Linked DNA regions of Homo sapiens: region 1 is linked to region 2. The links are chromatin loops, found by intact Hi-C in ENCODE. Cell type or tissue: GM12878. All regions are shown on one strand. Each heading gives the region's core, and the rest is flanking DNA. Links, peaks and the distances in the headings are about the cores only.

Evidence for each region. Peaks named below come from ENCODE experiments on the same cell type or tissue, not always from the same donor. Only the 100,000 strongest peaks of a DNase experiment are listed, where the experiment ranks them.
Region 1: a loop joins it to region 2, with 4 times the contacts of the local background. A loop is called at or near these places in 1 of 110 quality-filtered maps.

The regions. Positions count from the first base shown.
Region 1 is chr6:62,970,535-62,979,059 of GRCh38, forward strand. No RefSeq gene overlaps it. Among named protein-coding and RNA genes, the nearest start is that of FKBP1C, 240 kb to the right of the region's middle. In GM12878, for the core only: no CTCF peak of the experiment used is centred there; a DNase peak (open chromatin) is centred at 4,143.
Region 2 is chr6:63,514,865-63,523,389 of GRCh38, forward strand. It overlaps a transcript of LGSN not described here and a transcript of PTP4A1 not described here. Among named protein-coding and RNA genes, the nearest start is that of PTP4A1, 53 kb to the right of the region's middle. RefSeq lists an enhancer at 4,375-4,464. In GM12878, for the core only: no CTCF peak of the experiment used is centred there; a DNase peak (open chromatin) is centred at 4,587; H3K4me3 peaks cover 338 bases; H3K27ac peaks cover 2,078 bases.

The sequences.
Region 1 (8,525 bases), core at 2,020-7,019, 540 kb before region 2:
GAAGGAATGAAAATATATTATTAATAAAATTGCATAGTAAATGGAGAATTTGAATGGTTTCTACACAACTCAGGCAATGCAATAACTGCCTTGAATGCAGTGAGGTGTCAGTTTTCTTTCATCATTTTAACAACATATGATTGAAGCTATCAGGCTGTATTCAATTTTCAACCTTAATGTTATTAGTATATTTTCCCTTAACTGTACACTTTAAAATGCATTAAAGTGCAAAAGTAACAGAAAAAAGAATTTTAATTCTTTCATCCAAAGTTTCCAACTTACGCCTCTCTCCAATGAGATTCAGGTATCTCCATAAATTATTCTAAAGTGAGACCAACCTCAGGTTTAGCAAATTGGGATATTTTAAATCCTATGGTCACAGAGAGGACTGCAGTCTTCATGCTAGTTAATAGGCAAGTTTTTACATTTTTAAAAATTTGGATTGACTGACTCGTTGCAAATATTCTCAATTTATTTTTGTTAGTTCCTTTGTATTGTATTTACCTTCCCGCAAGTTTGATAATTACTTTTCCTATTGTCTCTGCTCTAAATTAATTATTTACTATTTTGTTATAATATTTATCAAGAGGCAACTTTGTTACAGATATTTGGCATCTGGTGAGCTTTCTATTCTCTTTATTTTTCTAGGACACATTAAAGTGTCAGATTTTCCTTATAACAAATTACAAATCTGGTTGTCTGAAAGCTGTGCTTATATGAATTGTTATTTGGTAAATTTCTGCTTCAAATGACTACATTATATCATAATGGAGTGTAGGAATTAATAACAATTCCTTCCATTTATTATCATGTTATAAAATACATGATTCCATTTGTTTTTGCAATGTTATGGGACAGACAAAATGATTGTCCCCATTTACATACATGCAAGAATTGAAAAGTTTAAGGTTATGCAACACTGAGTGGTGGACCCAGAAACTTGACTCAAACCTTCTCACTCAGCATCTGTTTGTCTCTGCCCTGTGCCAACTTCTGGTTGGTATCACTGCTGATGATCTCTAGATAATTGGAACTAGTCTGGTGCAAACTGTTTAACTCTTGGTTGTAATTCCAATGATGTTTAAAGATATAAAATAGGCCGGGCATGGTGGCTCACGTCTGTAATCCCTGCACTTCGGGAGGCCGAGGTGGGCAGATCACTTGAGGCCAGGAGTTTGAGGCCAGCCTGACCAACATAATGAAACCCCATCTCTACTAAATATACAAGAGCTGAACTACAGTAAGGAAGAGTCAGATATTCGACTCATAAAGTAGAGTTAATCTGAACTGTTTGCAGCTTCTAGTAGTAATCACACAGTGGCAATGGTCAGCCATTTAATTTTAACTCTATATAGCCCCTAATTCAATATTTTATTGACAAGGAAACATAAACCCAAAAGTTCATCTAAATCAATTACATCCCTAGGATCCTGGTCACAGAAGCAGGGAGCAGTGGTTCACAGCTTAAAAGCTGGCTTCCCTGAACAGTTGTAGTAGCAGACCTTTAATAAATTCAGCTTATCATGATTGTTTTAACAGTATGTTTAGAATGTAAACTCAGTAGTATTTCCTTTATCTCAGAGACTAGAAACTATATTGCACTGTAGAGATGATCCAGAGATTGGATGTGTTACAAGCACCATCCAAAACCCTGCTTAGTCACTTTCCATCTGGGTGAACTTGAGCAACTTAAATGTCACCAAGATTCAGAGTTCTCAGCATTAAAATGAAGACAATAACCACTTGTAGAGAGGTCAGAGATCTGGCATACATAAAATTTGCCACAGTTATCTCTTGTGAGTAGTTTATATTAATTAAATCTTTAATTCTTAATATATGGAAAGAATATTACTCTAGTATATGAAGACAAAATTTCCACCCTGGGTTGGCTGTGACCTGGCCATTTAACCTTAGTTGAGTCACTTATTCTTTCTCTGGGTCTCGTTGTTAAAATAAAGTGGTTTCTTTTTCTAACAATGTAATTACCACTGTTTAATGATTTACCTCTAAGTTGTTGGAAGTTAGTTCTATATTCTTTTTTTCCCACACAAAGATTTTCAAGCACTGGCTCTCAGTGTACTGACAAATAAATACTCTGAAACATTATATGTATTTCTAGTTACTGGCTCTATATAGATTTTTATATCTGAATAACATAATCTTTTACATCAACTAAGCTGCCAACTGACTAAACTATTGGCAGCTTAAACTATATTTTGAAAAAAAAACATGTACTCTGAGAATTATTGGATAGAAGAGGAAAATAGCCTCTATGTTCATCAGAGTAAATGCTGCCTGTCCTTTCTTAAAAGATTCTGCCACAACTCTCATTACAAATAAGGCTAATAGAGATGAATCATGATTTACTTGACTATAACTCAAAATATTCAAATGGAAAGATTTTAACAAAAGTCTAAGCTGCTGTATTATCTGGTAAATTTTAAGTCAATAGTATTTTAAGGGAAATATCTGTTGATTAGAATAAATTATAACTTGGCTTATTTTTCCCTTTGGTTTTGTCAAGTGTAAGATCTGTGTGAACCGCCATGAAATAAGGAGTAGACAAGATTAGCAGCAGCTGCTATTAAAGGGATGAATGAGAATGTCAGAAGAATAGCTCAATGAATTACCAGGGGGAGAATGGGCAAGTTCTGTTCATAGATGGTAACATGAATAGGGACATTCAGAAAGAAAACAGAGCATTAATACGGCTATAAGGACAATTACAATAGGATGTAAAGCAATAATAGTTAAAGGATTAATAGAAATGGCATCCACTAGGGTTAAATTTGAACAAAAGCAGAAGTTAGGTGGAAAACAGGCAGTTTCATCAGAACAGGGACACAATGGGTGTTCTGATGCCACACCTAACCAAAAAATTCTTCACCTTGGCTTTGGTTTTTTCCTGTGCACCTGTGAATTTTCATCCAGTAACATCAATATTTGGTGAGACTTTTAGGTATAATATGTAACATTTATTTGTTATGTTTATTATTTGTATTTTATATGCATCAGTATTATGCATAATTTTATGTAAGAATCCTAGCAAGAGATTAGGTCTTCCATAAAGCAAGTACTGCAAGGAATCCTGAGAAAAAATATTCTGGGGCATGTGACACTCAGACTAATGGCCTAAAACTCATGTCACCGAAGCCCAAGGTTTATCAGAGCTTCTCTGGCATCAAAAGGACCTCCTATCCTGCTTCACCAATAGCAAATGCCTTTTTATTATTTTACATTTTGGAGTTACATGAGTTCTGCTTTTTAAAATATTTGATCATTACAAAATGTATCCATGCATTGAAACATCACATCATATCCTATAAATATTTACAATTATTAAATTGCCAATTAAATTAAAACAAAACTTTAAAAAATAAAAATAAAATCAAACATAAAAATATTTGTAAACAATGACTCCAGAGACCATATGGTACCAAATAAACTATAATTCTTTCAAAAAGTTACAAACTCTTTTGAAATATTACCTTTTCAAATATACTGCCTGCTTATTACTAAGGTGTTAATATCAGAGAATATACAGAACACAATATTTTAGTTTTGATACTGCAAGAATCAGAGGAAAGAAATACAAATTTTTGTGATAAAAAAGAGAAAAAAAAGAAGAAAAAAAGAAATTACAATAAAGTTAGAAAAACAAGTCAGAAATCCTCTCCAAGAAAGAAATGTTTAAACATGTGAACACATTTGTTCAAAATGCAAAACATGTACATCAAAAGTTGTTCTCTTACATTTCAATAAAATAGGAGAATTACAAGGGCTTCCTATTGTCTTAAAGGTAATTTTTCATTATGGGAGAATAACTGTCAGCAGTATTCTTATGATGAATTTCAATGTATATATAAACAATAAGTTCATCTAATATGCATTACCTTGCAGATCATTCATACAGAGTTAACTGACTTTAAGCTTTTAATAATGTCATCTGGCAAACTCAGTCCAAGTTATCATTTAGTGGCATAATATAGCTATATTTTCAAGAACTTTATTTTGAAGGTGAAATAAAGCACCAAGCACAGGAAATGCTTATTTGCCAAGAACAGACATAAGTCATTTTATGTCCACCACAAGCACACCTTACTATATTACTCACAAGTTTCACATTCAGCCAAAGTCAAGCCGTTCATTCCCACATCACCTTTGGAAACTTTGTAGCAAGGCTTGGTATAAATTTACCTTTAAATTATGAACAGGTAATTTATCATTCCTCTTAGGAAAAAGAAAATGGTTTTTGGAGGTTTGATTATATGCTTTGACACATTTTTACCCTTTACTGAGACCTCAGCAAGCACAGTACCATTCGTGAAGAAATATATGTTCTTGTAATTTGTGTAGCACAGCCCTCATCACCAGGCCTTAAATTATCTTACCTAACATCCATTTCCAGTTACTAAAAAGGAAGCATAAAAATTGAAGACAATTTATAGTACAAAGAATAAAAAAGAAAAGAAGAAGGAGACAGATGGAGAGAAAGAAGGAAAAGAAGGAGTCAGAAAATAGAACCTAAACTGATCAATGAGGTGATTAAAATTGCCTAGGTATTGTGGGCTTAATTATGCCCCCCTCCCAAATTCAAATGTTGACATCCCAACTCTCAGAACCTCAGAATATAACTTCATTTGGAGATAAGATCTTTAAAGAGGCAATGAAGTTAAAATGCAGTTATTAGGGTGGACCCTAACCCAATATGACCATGTTCTTGTAAGAAGGAGATTAGGGCACAGACACGTGGAGAAAAGACCATGTGAAACAGGGAGAAGACAGGCATCTTTGTGGCAAGAAAGGCCTCAGGAGAAACCAAACCTGCAGACACCTTGATCTCAGACTTCTAGACTCCAGAATTGTGAGAAAATAAATTTGTTGTGTTTAAACCACGCCCAGTCTGTGGCACTGTTACGGCAGGTCTTACCAAACTAATAGACTGGGCAATGGAAAGAAAATTGAGTAAAAATTTAATGTGTGTTTAATTATGAGAAAGCTTATTAAATGAAGAGTTTTTATTAAATTTATTGGCAATACATAATTAGATGAAATGGGAAGAGCAAATAATTGAGCTTTCCAGTTATTTGCTAAGTCAGTTGTTTGCGAAGTATAATAAATTAGACTAATATACTCATCAGAATTTTTCACTAATAAAAGGGTTGATATCAACCTCATAGACAAAAAATAAAGTTACTTCCATTCAAAATTAATCATATATCAAGTGGTATCACTTAACAAATGTCTGGATAAATTTTTTACACATGATATTGAAAATCACCTCTTAAAATATGAAAGCCTAACTTGAGAGGGGCTTTATTATTCAAAAACAGAATGAAGTCGTCTCAGTTCCTACTTGTGCCTCTCCTGAAAACACCCAAAGATTTCTTACTTTGCCCATTTCTTAAATATATAATGAAAAAATAACCAAACTGATGAAATAAAAGAAAATTTTACACAATAATTCAATCTTTTGTGAGGTTGAATTCTTGGCATTATCAATATCAAGATCTAACTGAAAACTGCTTTAAAAACAATTTATTGGTTTACGTAACTGAACATTCCTAGGAAAGGAGAACTTAGCTGTAGTTTAATTCTGAGGTTCATTAACTTGTAAGATTTCCATCTTGAGTTCACAGTAATTCTCCTAGTCCTGCTCTCCTTCATATGCCAAATATGTGCTCCAGTGGCTTTCTATATGGTAACAAAAGTAGTTGCCACAGCTGTTGGCTTCCCACGCAGACGTTATACTGTCATTATATCCAACTACTCAAACTGTATCCATGGGATGGGGCCTAAGAATCTGCCTACGTCCTCCAAATGATTTCTACAAGCACTAAATTTTGAGAAGCACTGTTCTAGAGCTTGCATATTAGTATGACTTGAGGGAGATTGTGAAATAATATCATGGCCTGAATCCTGTCTCAGAGATTCTAAGTGTATTGGTCTGAGATGGGGACCACGTAGTGCTATTAAAGGCAGTCCTTCCTTTACATGGTTTCTGTATCCAGCTTTCAGTTATTATGGCTTAGTTAAATAACACCTATTCCCCAACAACACTGCTGAAATTTCAGTTGTGATGGCATATTAATTGTGAGGAATTGTATAAAGTGCAAATTTTACTGTCAGTTCTTCAGTCCACAAATTTCTACATAAAAAAACAGGTACTCATGGGGTCAGTGATCAATCACACCACTTTTTCTAAAGCATGCTTGTGACTCATCACTGCACATCTGTTCATCAGTTCACTCACATGAAAGTGTGTCTCTCAGTGATAAACCCATGTAACATATTATAACATGGGTAATCAGAAAAGGAAATTGGCCAACCAAGTTAAAAGGGCAGCAAAGAAATAAAAATGATAATTCTGGGAGTGAAATGAAAATTCAGTGTAAATGGAATAGCTGACTGTGGGAAGGTGTTGACACTGCTGCTGTTTGATAGATCCTAGATGTGGAAGAGACAAATATAGTGAAGGTGAACTTATCAGCATGAATGAGGAAGGTGGTTGGGAAGAAAAGAATAAAGATGCTTCAGAGGAAGTGACATGGGCAAGAAGTTTTGCATTAAAGGAAATCTGAGATATCTCATGGCATTGAAAGCACAAAGGATAAAATGTTGGAAGCTGACCTAAACTCGGAAAGGAGTGTGGTAATTTGCAAAAGCATAGAAGAAGTGCTCATTTAGTATCATAAGTGATACAAGAAGGCAAGCACTGTTTAAATTTCTTTATATAAGTTTTCTACAAAAAAGTAAACATATTTCTCAATGTTTGTGATGTTTTCATTGCTAAATAAATATTAGGTTACTTTAAAATTTCACAACATTAATGAGACAGCAAGATAGTTTTTAATAATTTGCCAAAAAATCAAGGAATAATTTGAATTTTCTTAATGATTGATAATTAAGATCACTTTGCATAATTTCAGATTGTATTGTCATTTCTACAATCACGCGCTACTGTGCAAAGCAGGAACTGCCTGTGCTCATAAACTCCCCCGGTATCTCAAAAGCGCTGACAGAGTTGAGAACCACTGATCCGATAAGCAGCTCTCAAAATGTGGTACTGGGATCATTAGCATCAAAATCAATAACATAATTTATTACAAATGTAATAACTCAGGCTCCACCCAGCTGGGGGTGGTACCTCATAATTTGTGTTTTATTTAGTAGGCCTTCTGGGTAATCGTGATTCTAACACATGCTAAAGATTGAGAATCACTAATCTAGTAAATAAAGAACTTCTTTTCCTAAGACTTCAGCAAAGTAGGAAGCAAGTCTTTCTCAGTATTCTAGCAGTATCTTGTGTGCTCTTCACCTCTATCAAGACGTGGAACTGTCACTGATTCATTTGCTCTGTCTTATTAAGAAAGTGAAGAGGAAATATGTAAAATTATTATGGATCAATTATAACTTTTAAAAATACATTAAAAAGATCATATCCTTAAGAAAGTGAAGAGGAAAGTGGCTGCTAGGAGAATCCCAAAGTTTCTACTACAAACCTCTTTTTTATTATTATTTTACTTTAAGTTCTGGGATACATGTGCAGAATGTGCAGGTTTGGTACATAGGTTTACATGTGCCATGGTGATTTGCTGCACCCATCAACCCATCATCTAGGTTTTAAGCCCCACATGCATTACCTATTTGTCCTAATGCTTTCCCTCCCCTTGCCCTCCACCCCGACAGGCCCCAGTGTGTAATGTTCCCCTTCCTGTGTCCATGTGATCTCATGTTCAACTCTAACTTATGAGTGAGAACATGCGGTATTTGGTTTTCTGCTCCTGTGTTAGTTTGCTGAGAATGATGGTTTTCAGTTTCATCCATGTCCCTGCAAAGGACATGAACTCATTCTTTTTTGTGGCTGCATAATATTCCATGGTGTATATGTGCCACATTTTCTTTATCCAGTCTATCGTTGATGGTCCTTTGGGTTGATTCCAAGTCTTTGCTATTGTAAATAGTGCTGCAATAAACATACGTGTGCATGTGTCTTTATAGTAGAATGATTTATAATCCTTTGGGTATGTACCCAGTAATGGGATTGCTGGTATAAACCTCTTTTTTAAAGGCATCACAAAACATTAAAAAGGAAAGTTTGGATACAAGTTTTAAAACAAAAAGGAAAGAAAAATCTAGGCAAAGTATGCCTTCTAAGTAGTAATAAAAGTTATTAAATTTTGATAACTGTTCCACAAAAAATGTTTTCTGATTTAATTGTTCAAAAAGGTTTATATAGATACAGACAAAAATGCCCTTTCAAACTAATGAAATGTAATATTGACATTTTCTCTAAATATAAAAAAAAGAAAATGTTTTATTGAGATCAAGAAAGTAATATACAGAAAAAGAAAAGTTTGATAGTTTCTGCATATGACCCATATTATAACCAATAAAATAATGCATGTAGTATAGTAATTATTACTAAAGCTTTGACCAGAATTTACAAATACAATTTATTTTTTAAAACGTCAGCCCAGGCTTTTCAAGGTTGTTTTTTAAGCCATGATCACAACACTTGCATA
Region 2 (8,525 bases), core at 2,261-7,260:
TAATTTTTTTTTTATTTTATGTAGTGACAGGGTCTCACCATGTTGCCCAGGCTGGTCTCAAACTCCTGGATGAAAGGGTACCTCCTACCTTGACCTCCCAAAGTGCTAGAATTACAGGCATGAGCCACTGTGCCGAGCCTTGCTTGTTTGTTTTTTGAGACAAGGTATTACTCTGTCACCAAGGCTGGAGTACAGTGGCATGATCATAGCTTACTGCAACCTTGAACTCCTGCCCTCAAACCATCCTCCTGCCTCAGCCTCCTGAGTAGCCAGGACTACAGGCAAGCATCACCATGCCTGGCTTGAGCAACTGATATATATCATTTATCTTAATCACCTTTCTAAAAAGTTTTTTTGTTTGTTTGTTTGTTTGTTTGTTTGTTTTGAGACAGAATTTCGCTTTGTCACCCAGGCTAGCGTGCAATGGTGAGATCTCAGCTCACTGCAACCTCCGCCTCCCAGGCTCAAGCAATTCTCCTGCCTCAGCTTCCCGTGTAGCTGGGATTACAGGCACCCACCACCATGTCCAACTAATTTTGTATTTTTAGTAGGGATGGGGTTTCACCATGTTGGCCAGATTGGTCTCAAACTTCTGACCTCAGGAGACCTGCCTGCCTCAGCCTCCCAAAGTGCTGAGATTATAGGCGTGAGCCACCCCACCTGGCCTCTAAAAAATATTGATAAATTTACAGAAGTTATTTAAAATGTTGAAAATTGTAAGCAACATAGCAATCTTGAGTTGACATGTATAAAGCATGGTATTTACTTTTTTATTGATTTATTAATTCATATTCTCATTTTCTCCCTCGGTGCTAGAAAGCAAAGAGCTAGTCAGGCATGAGAATGATTAAAAACCCTTGTGAGCTAGGAAGAGAGAAGAATCTAAACAAAAACGAACCTAAGGAAAAGAACAACAAATTAGGCTTTGTGAAATGGAAGGAAGAAAGGAAAGGGAAAGGAAGGGAGGCCTAGTTCATAATGTGTTATATGATTTAGATTTTTACACAAGTAAGATATTAAAGAATTACAAGTTAACCATCTAAATGTAATACTTTCCAAATAACTTAGAAGTAACATAGTCTGATTTATTCTAAGATGTGCTATCATTTATCTTGAAAAATTTTCAGTAGAAAAATGATCATAATTTACTGGATTTTTCCTACAGTAAATCATTTATTTTTATTTATTCTTATTGGCTCTATTGAAAACTGTGTCCCTTTATTACCTTGTTGAAAATCTAAACCATCAATAGAACAGCAAAGCATATTTTAATGAAGTTAAAACCTGTTGCAACCCTAAGCAAGTAGAAGATTGAAAATAAGACTTTAATCTGTACACCAGGCAATTCTCTAAACCTGTCACTAAATTTTTTGAATCCACCTATCCAAAAGGTCAGCAAAAGTAAAGGCTTCATTGCACAAGTTGATACCAGTACTGTGCCCTTTGCCAAGAATGCTTGGGAAAATAAAGGATTCCATTGTTTCAACAGATTGACCTGGCAACTTAGTCCAGAAATGTTTTCTTTAGACTAATTTAGCAGAAGAGATGAATAAAGTCAAACAACTGTTTTACGGTAGAAGCACTTCAAAGTAGTGCTTGAGAGCTCTGAAGTTTGAATGATCTAGCTTTGAATCTTGACTCCACCAGCTGTGAGCTCTTAGTAAGTCCATTTAACTTCTTATGACTCAATTTTTCCATTTGTAAGTTGGGCATGAGGGCACTCAAACATGGCATACTGCTGGCTGTCTCTTAATACTCATTCTTCTCATCTTTCAAAGCAACAGAATCTTAGTTCTTAGCAGGACACACAGGTGAGTGGAAAAAAATCTCTTTTACAACTAGGTGTGGCCATCTGAGTTTTGGGATATATGTGGCAATGGCATGTGCTACTTCTGGGAAGTATTCTTAAAGAAAGGGGTAGGACTTCCTCTTCCTTCTTCCTACAGCTAGAATATGGACATGAAGGCAGAAGCTCCAACAGTTTCCTCTGTGGATGAGGTGACCTTGGAATTGGAAGCTATATGTGCCAGAGGTATTAGACAGAAAGAGATTGAGTCTCTGCCACCGTATCATATCAACCCCAAACTGACTCTTCTGGATTTCTTGAATAGGCAAGAGAAATAAACCATTGACCGAAGCCATTGTTTTGGGATATTTATTTCTCTGTCTGCCAAACCTAATTCTAATTAATAATACTACCACAAAGAAAGGTTTTAAGAATTAAATGAGATTATGTGCTAGCTACATAGTAAGTGTGCAATACATCATGCTTATTATTACTATTATATTATTATTAAACAAGGATAATATTATGGTCTAACTATTCAGAAAAATAAAATATATCTGGAAAGTCTTACCTTTCAGACCAGTGGCATTAAAGAACTATAAGGGTGCCTATCAAAGAATAGAGTTTCTCCTGAGAAGCAATTTTTGATGTATTAGAATAAATTACCTGCAATAAAGAAAAGAGGTCAAACAGACCTGGAATAGCTCCTAATCCCCATGGTAACCACATATTTTCTTACACCAAGTGTTGCCTAATGTTCTTAGTCTGAAGGACTCTGAATTTTAAAAAGAAATTTAAAATGGAAAATAAAGGTATGCACACATGATGCCCCGTAAAGTGAAACCATTTAAATGGTGAAAGATCTCCTGATGATAACCTCAATTAACAACAATAGCACTATGAACAAAAGAAACAATTTTGTAAAGGGAAATACACTCTAAAAACTCAAAACAAGGACCTTCACTATCTATCAACACACACACACATGCACACACACAATCACATACACACACATATATATGACTTTTATATCAGAAATTGTCAATAATGATCTATAATTCCACAATATGTATCACAGACACTGATGGAGAATTAAAAATTAAGGAGCAGCCTTCCTCTGCTTCCAAACACAGACTATGTCCAAAATCATGTCAAAAATGTCTCTACTAGCGCAACCCAATAGTTTTTAAAAGAATCCATTGACACATAAAATCTCAGTAGGGCCAAGCTTGGTGGCTCACGCCTGCAATCCCAACACTTTGGGAGTCCAGGCAAGTGGATCACCTGAGGTCAGGAGTTCAAGACGAGCCTGGCCAGCATGGTGAAACCCCATCTCTACTAAAAATACAAAATTAGCCAGGTGTGGTGGCAGGCGCCTGTAATCCCAGCTACTCAGGAAGCTAAGGCAAGAGAATTGCTTAAACCCGGGAGGCGGAGGTTGCTGTGAGCCCAGATAGTACCATATCGCACTCCAGCCTGGGCAACACAGTGAGACTCCGTCTCCAAAAAAAAAAAAAAAAAAAATCTCAGTAGGTTTCTAGACTATCCCTTTACTATGGAAAATATTTGTGCCACCTTTTCCATAACTTTATTGCTGCCAGAGCACATCTTAGATTGCTATTTTGCTTTCCCTAATAAGCATAACATCAATTCTCTTGCTTGTATTTACTTTTCTTGTTACTTGTACCTAAACTAACAGCTTAGGTATCTTGAGGTCCTGGCAGAAAAGGCAAGAATAAATTTTATAATTGATTAACTAAAAAATTATCATTTTGGACATCCCCAGGGCAAACAAAGGAGTAGCAATGGAATCCAACAGAGGTAAAGGATAACAACCATAGTCCACCTAATCAGAATTCCTTCTTTGAGGTTGAGACTGAAAAAGAGGGTGGGGGCAATGTAGGTATCAGTCAGTATTTTACAGAAAAAGAAATGTAATGCTCAGTGATGTTAAATAGGTTGTCCAAGGTCACACAGCCCAACCAGGATTTAACTCTAGGTCTCTTTACAGCTAAGGTTCTTTCTAGCAAGCCATTCAGCCTTCACAGTGTACTAACAACAGAGAGGACAAAAGCAGAATTTTGCCTTTAATACTTGCAATAATAATGCAATAATCATAAATGTACCTGGGAAGTTGCTGAAAAGATAGAAAATAACTCAGTATTGAAAAATGCACATTAGGAGATTTATATTCAAAGAAAAGGTAACTCTTGAAGACTGTTTTGGAAGTCAGTATCTTTCAGATTTTAGAAAAAAAAGCAGGATACATATGCCATATATTATACTTTCAGCAGGATCTGGGTAGCACCCTCTTAACCATATTAATATCACTGTAGTAAAGCATGTGCATATTCACACTAAGTGAGATAAATAAAGACTACAGGCCGGGCACAGTGGCTCACGCCTGTAATCCCAACACTTTGAGAGGCCAAGGCGGGCAGATCGCCTGAAGTTCAAGACCAGCCTGGCCAACATGGTGAAACCCCATCTCTACTAAAATACAAAAATTAGCTGGGCATGATGGTGGGTGCCTGTAATCCCAGCTACTCAGAAGGCTGTGGCGGGAGAATCACTGAAACCTGGGAGGCAGAGGTTGCAGTGAGCCGAGATCACACCATTGCACTCCAGCCTGGGTGACAAAGGCGAAACTCTGTCTCAAAAAAAAAAAGACTACAAAGGTGCATATCAGTTCAGTACAGTTTCAGTGCTAAATGAGTTCAGGTCAAGTCAGGTCAGGTTTTGAATTTTGAAAACACTTCCTCTTTTCATAGCTTTTTGGATTTCATAATTTCAGGTAAGGGATGTGAAACTGTACTATGTCCTGTCTTACCAGGTGAGGGAAATACTAATGATAAACTGACTGATTGATTTACCAGAACTGACTTTCCACTAATAAGGGTAAAGACACCACATATGCCAAGTTTGTTCCATATACTTGGCACAAGCTTATTTCCTGTTTTGTGACTCAATTACAGCCCATTATGTGACTCAATTGAATTAAAAAGTAGGACATGAAAATGAAATACAGGTCAGTCTACTAAAATCCAGAAAAGGTATTAAGCAATTCATGTGTGACAGTTCTAATTCAATGTTAAAACTATAGTTAACTTCCTACTATTACACTTGACTTGCAAATAAACCAATAAGAAAATTAGAAAGCAATATAGAATTTTAGCTCCTGAAATTCAATCATCAATTTATCAATAAAAACCATTCTGTTCAGATTAAAGACATTTGCTACCACCATACTTTATTTTGACAAATGGACTTGAAATAGACATTCAACACATTAAAATTCAGTAGATAATAATTTTTACCCTGTAACTGTATAAACCTGTAGACTGATTTAATGTATCATCTACCTATAATTTTTCGAGGAGCCTCAATGCCTGAATCCAACATATTTTAAAACTACACATAAATTTGCGAGAACATAATTATCAAACAAAAACTAACCACTGGATCTCTTGCATATTACACACTGCTGTTGCATTGATACTTTTCTCTCCTCTGTATGCATCCTTTTTTTAACTTCAGTCTTCATTGATTCTACAATTGGGAATATTTTCCCATTAGACATTTATGTGATTCTTATCTTTAAATGTTGTGATATATTGTCCTTGGCCTTCAGGAGATCTATCAATTAACATTGCTAATGAATAGGAAAAATAGTAAAACACTAAAAATGAAAATAGACTGGGTGTGGTGGCTCATGCCTGTAATCCCAGCACTTTGGGAGACTGAGGCGGGCGGATCACTTGAGGCCAGGAGTTCAAGACCAGCCTGGCCAATGTGGCAAAACCCCATCTGTATCAAAAATACAAAAATTAGCCAGGTGTGATGGCACATGCCTGTAATCCCAGCTACTCGGGAGGCTGAGGTAGGAGAATCACTTGAACCAGGGAGGCAGACAGAGGTTGCAGTGAGCCAAGATCATGCCACTTCACTCCAGCCTGGGTGACAGAGTGAGACTCTGTCTCAAATAAATAAATAAATAAATAAATAAATAAATAAATAAATAAAATGAAAATAGATATCTGAAAAAAAAGACTTTGGCACAATTGTTCACCTTATAAATCTGTGGTTTGTGTTTATTATTTCCTTGTCAATATGATTAGTGTCAGAGTTACTGTTCTTTTTAATTTTTTGCCTTGTAAACAGGTGGTAAAGAGATCATTTATTAGACCATGTGCTATAGGTAGTGCACTACATGAACAATCAGTTTATATACACCATGGAATACTATGCAGCCATAAAAAAGAATGAGTTCATGTCCTTTGCAGGGACATGGATGAAGCTAGAAACCATCATCCTCAGCAAACTAACACAGGAACAGGAAACCAAACACCGCATGGTCTCACTCATAAGTGGGAGTTGAACAATGAGAACACATGGACACAGGGAGGTGAACATCATATACTGGGGCCTGTCACGGGGTGGGGGAAAAGGGGAGGGAGAGCATGCGGGGCTTAAAACCTAGATGAGGGGTTGATAGGTGCAACAAACCACCATGGTACATGTATACCTATGTAACAAACCTGAGCATTCAGCACATGTAGCCCAAAACTTAAAGTAAAATAAAAGAAAAAAAAATAAAACTGAGCAAGAAAAGAAAAAAACGGCAAATAATTTTTTAGTGTTGCACAGAAAATAATATCTGGCTTGTCGTATTCTAGCATAAAGTGAGTCAACATCATTGTTTAAAAGTCAGACAGATTTCAATTCAGCATTTTTCTCCCCAATCTAATTATTTCAGAAGCTCAGGTAGGATCAGAAAGAGGCAGTATCCTTCCATGTAGGAACACACCAAAGGAGCTAATTACATAAAAACAGAAAATACATAAACAACACATGTAAAGAGGGTAAATGACAGATGGCTAAATGCCATAACTAAGTTTTATTATACTACCATTAACCACCAAAATTATGCATTTCCTAAAGTAGCATAGTTTGGAAACAAATAGCATATATTTTAGAAACTGTCCCCTTGAACTGTATAAATTGCAAAATAAACAGATATATTACCCTTTCTCTGCCTCCCCTACAGTAACTCATTAACAGATAGACTTAAGCTCCTGCACTTTCTGACCCTCCCAGGACTTGAGTTGCCTTGTCTGGTATCCTTATGCAGAATGAACTGAAATAATCATCAATCTGAAAAGCTACTCTTAAACAGGTAATTCTAACTTAATCTACTTGTATATTTTATGGAACACCTAGGGACAGACTGTTAGAACAATGGGAATCTTATAAAAATATATTAATCTAATTCTCTTATTTTACAAATGGAATAATTCATAGAGAGTTCTGATCTGTTCAAGGGCACACACTCATTTAGTGGCAGAGCCCAGACTAGAACCCAAGTAATCTGTCTCCCTCTCCAGTGCTTTTTCCCACAGGCTTTGCCAGATACTGTTTCATGTCTTGGATTACATTGGTAGAACCTTTTGTTAATACATAGGTGAATCCTTGTCTTCCAGATTAGGCTCTTGAATTTCCTTATCCCAACTCTATATTTATGTTTTCTGATTTTATGGAATGTCATATTCCTTTTTCTCCAAAGTATTTTAAGGGCTACAATATATGGCAAATTTTAACTGTTGTTTCTGTTACTTATTTGAATTTAGATGAATTATTTGTATAGTTATAAAGATAAGATGTCCAGAAACCATATTCATGATGTAAATGAGATCACCTTGTATCTGCTAAAAACATTCTAGTTAAACAGAAGATAAACAATAAATAAGTAGTCCCTGCAGGAGATAATTTCATCAGGGGACCCTAGTTACAATTCAGGTGAAACAGACCAAATGCCAGAGCTCTTTATCACCCTCGCCAAGACTGTATCCATGACAAGCTTTAGTAAGCAAAGAGAGCAATAGGAAGCACTTTCTTTTTGAGGTAGAAAAGGGCTCTATAAGTTGAATATTCCCCAAATTACATTATTTGTATTAGTTAAAAGAACACAATAGTGTAGCAGCCAGAAAACAAATATTTGCTCATAAGTTTTTATCATTTTTTTCCAACTGGACCTGGGGATTCCTATTGCTCATATGTTTACTCACAGCTGATACTCTTTCAACAATAGGGGAGATACCATATTACTGTTTTCTACCATGGAAGATTCAGTGCAATGGGTTCATTTTAATTACCATGTAAAGTGACTCAGACTTTGAGGTCGTGAAATGATCCCCTTTATAAGACTAAATCACTTTTTTTTTTTTTTTTTTTTGAGACAGAGTCTCACTCTGTCAACCAGGCTGGAGTGCAGCAGCACGATCTCAGCTAACTGCAACCTCTGCCTCCCAGGTTCAAGCGATTCTCCTGCCACAGCCTCCGGAGTAGCTGGGACTACAGGCATGTGCCACCACGCTGATCTAATTTTTGTATTTTTAGCAGACATGGGGTTTCACCTTTTTTGGCCAGGCTGGTCTCAAACTCCTGACCTCAAGTGACCTGCCCACCTCAGCCTCCTAAAGTGTTGAAATTACAGGCACGAGCCATAGTACCCAGCCGAATCACTCTTTTATTTTTTTTTACATCACTCTTACGAGTCATCAAAAACAACTATAAAGTAAGTGTCTAGGATGTTTATTTCACTATTATGTACTTTCTCAGGCATTATACACAATATGATGTCTATAAATGAAGGCGGGCAGATCACTTGAGGTCAGGAGTTCGAGACTAGCCTGGCCAACATGGCAAAACCCTGTCTCTACTAGAAAACACAAAAATTAGC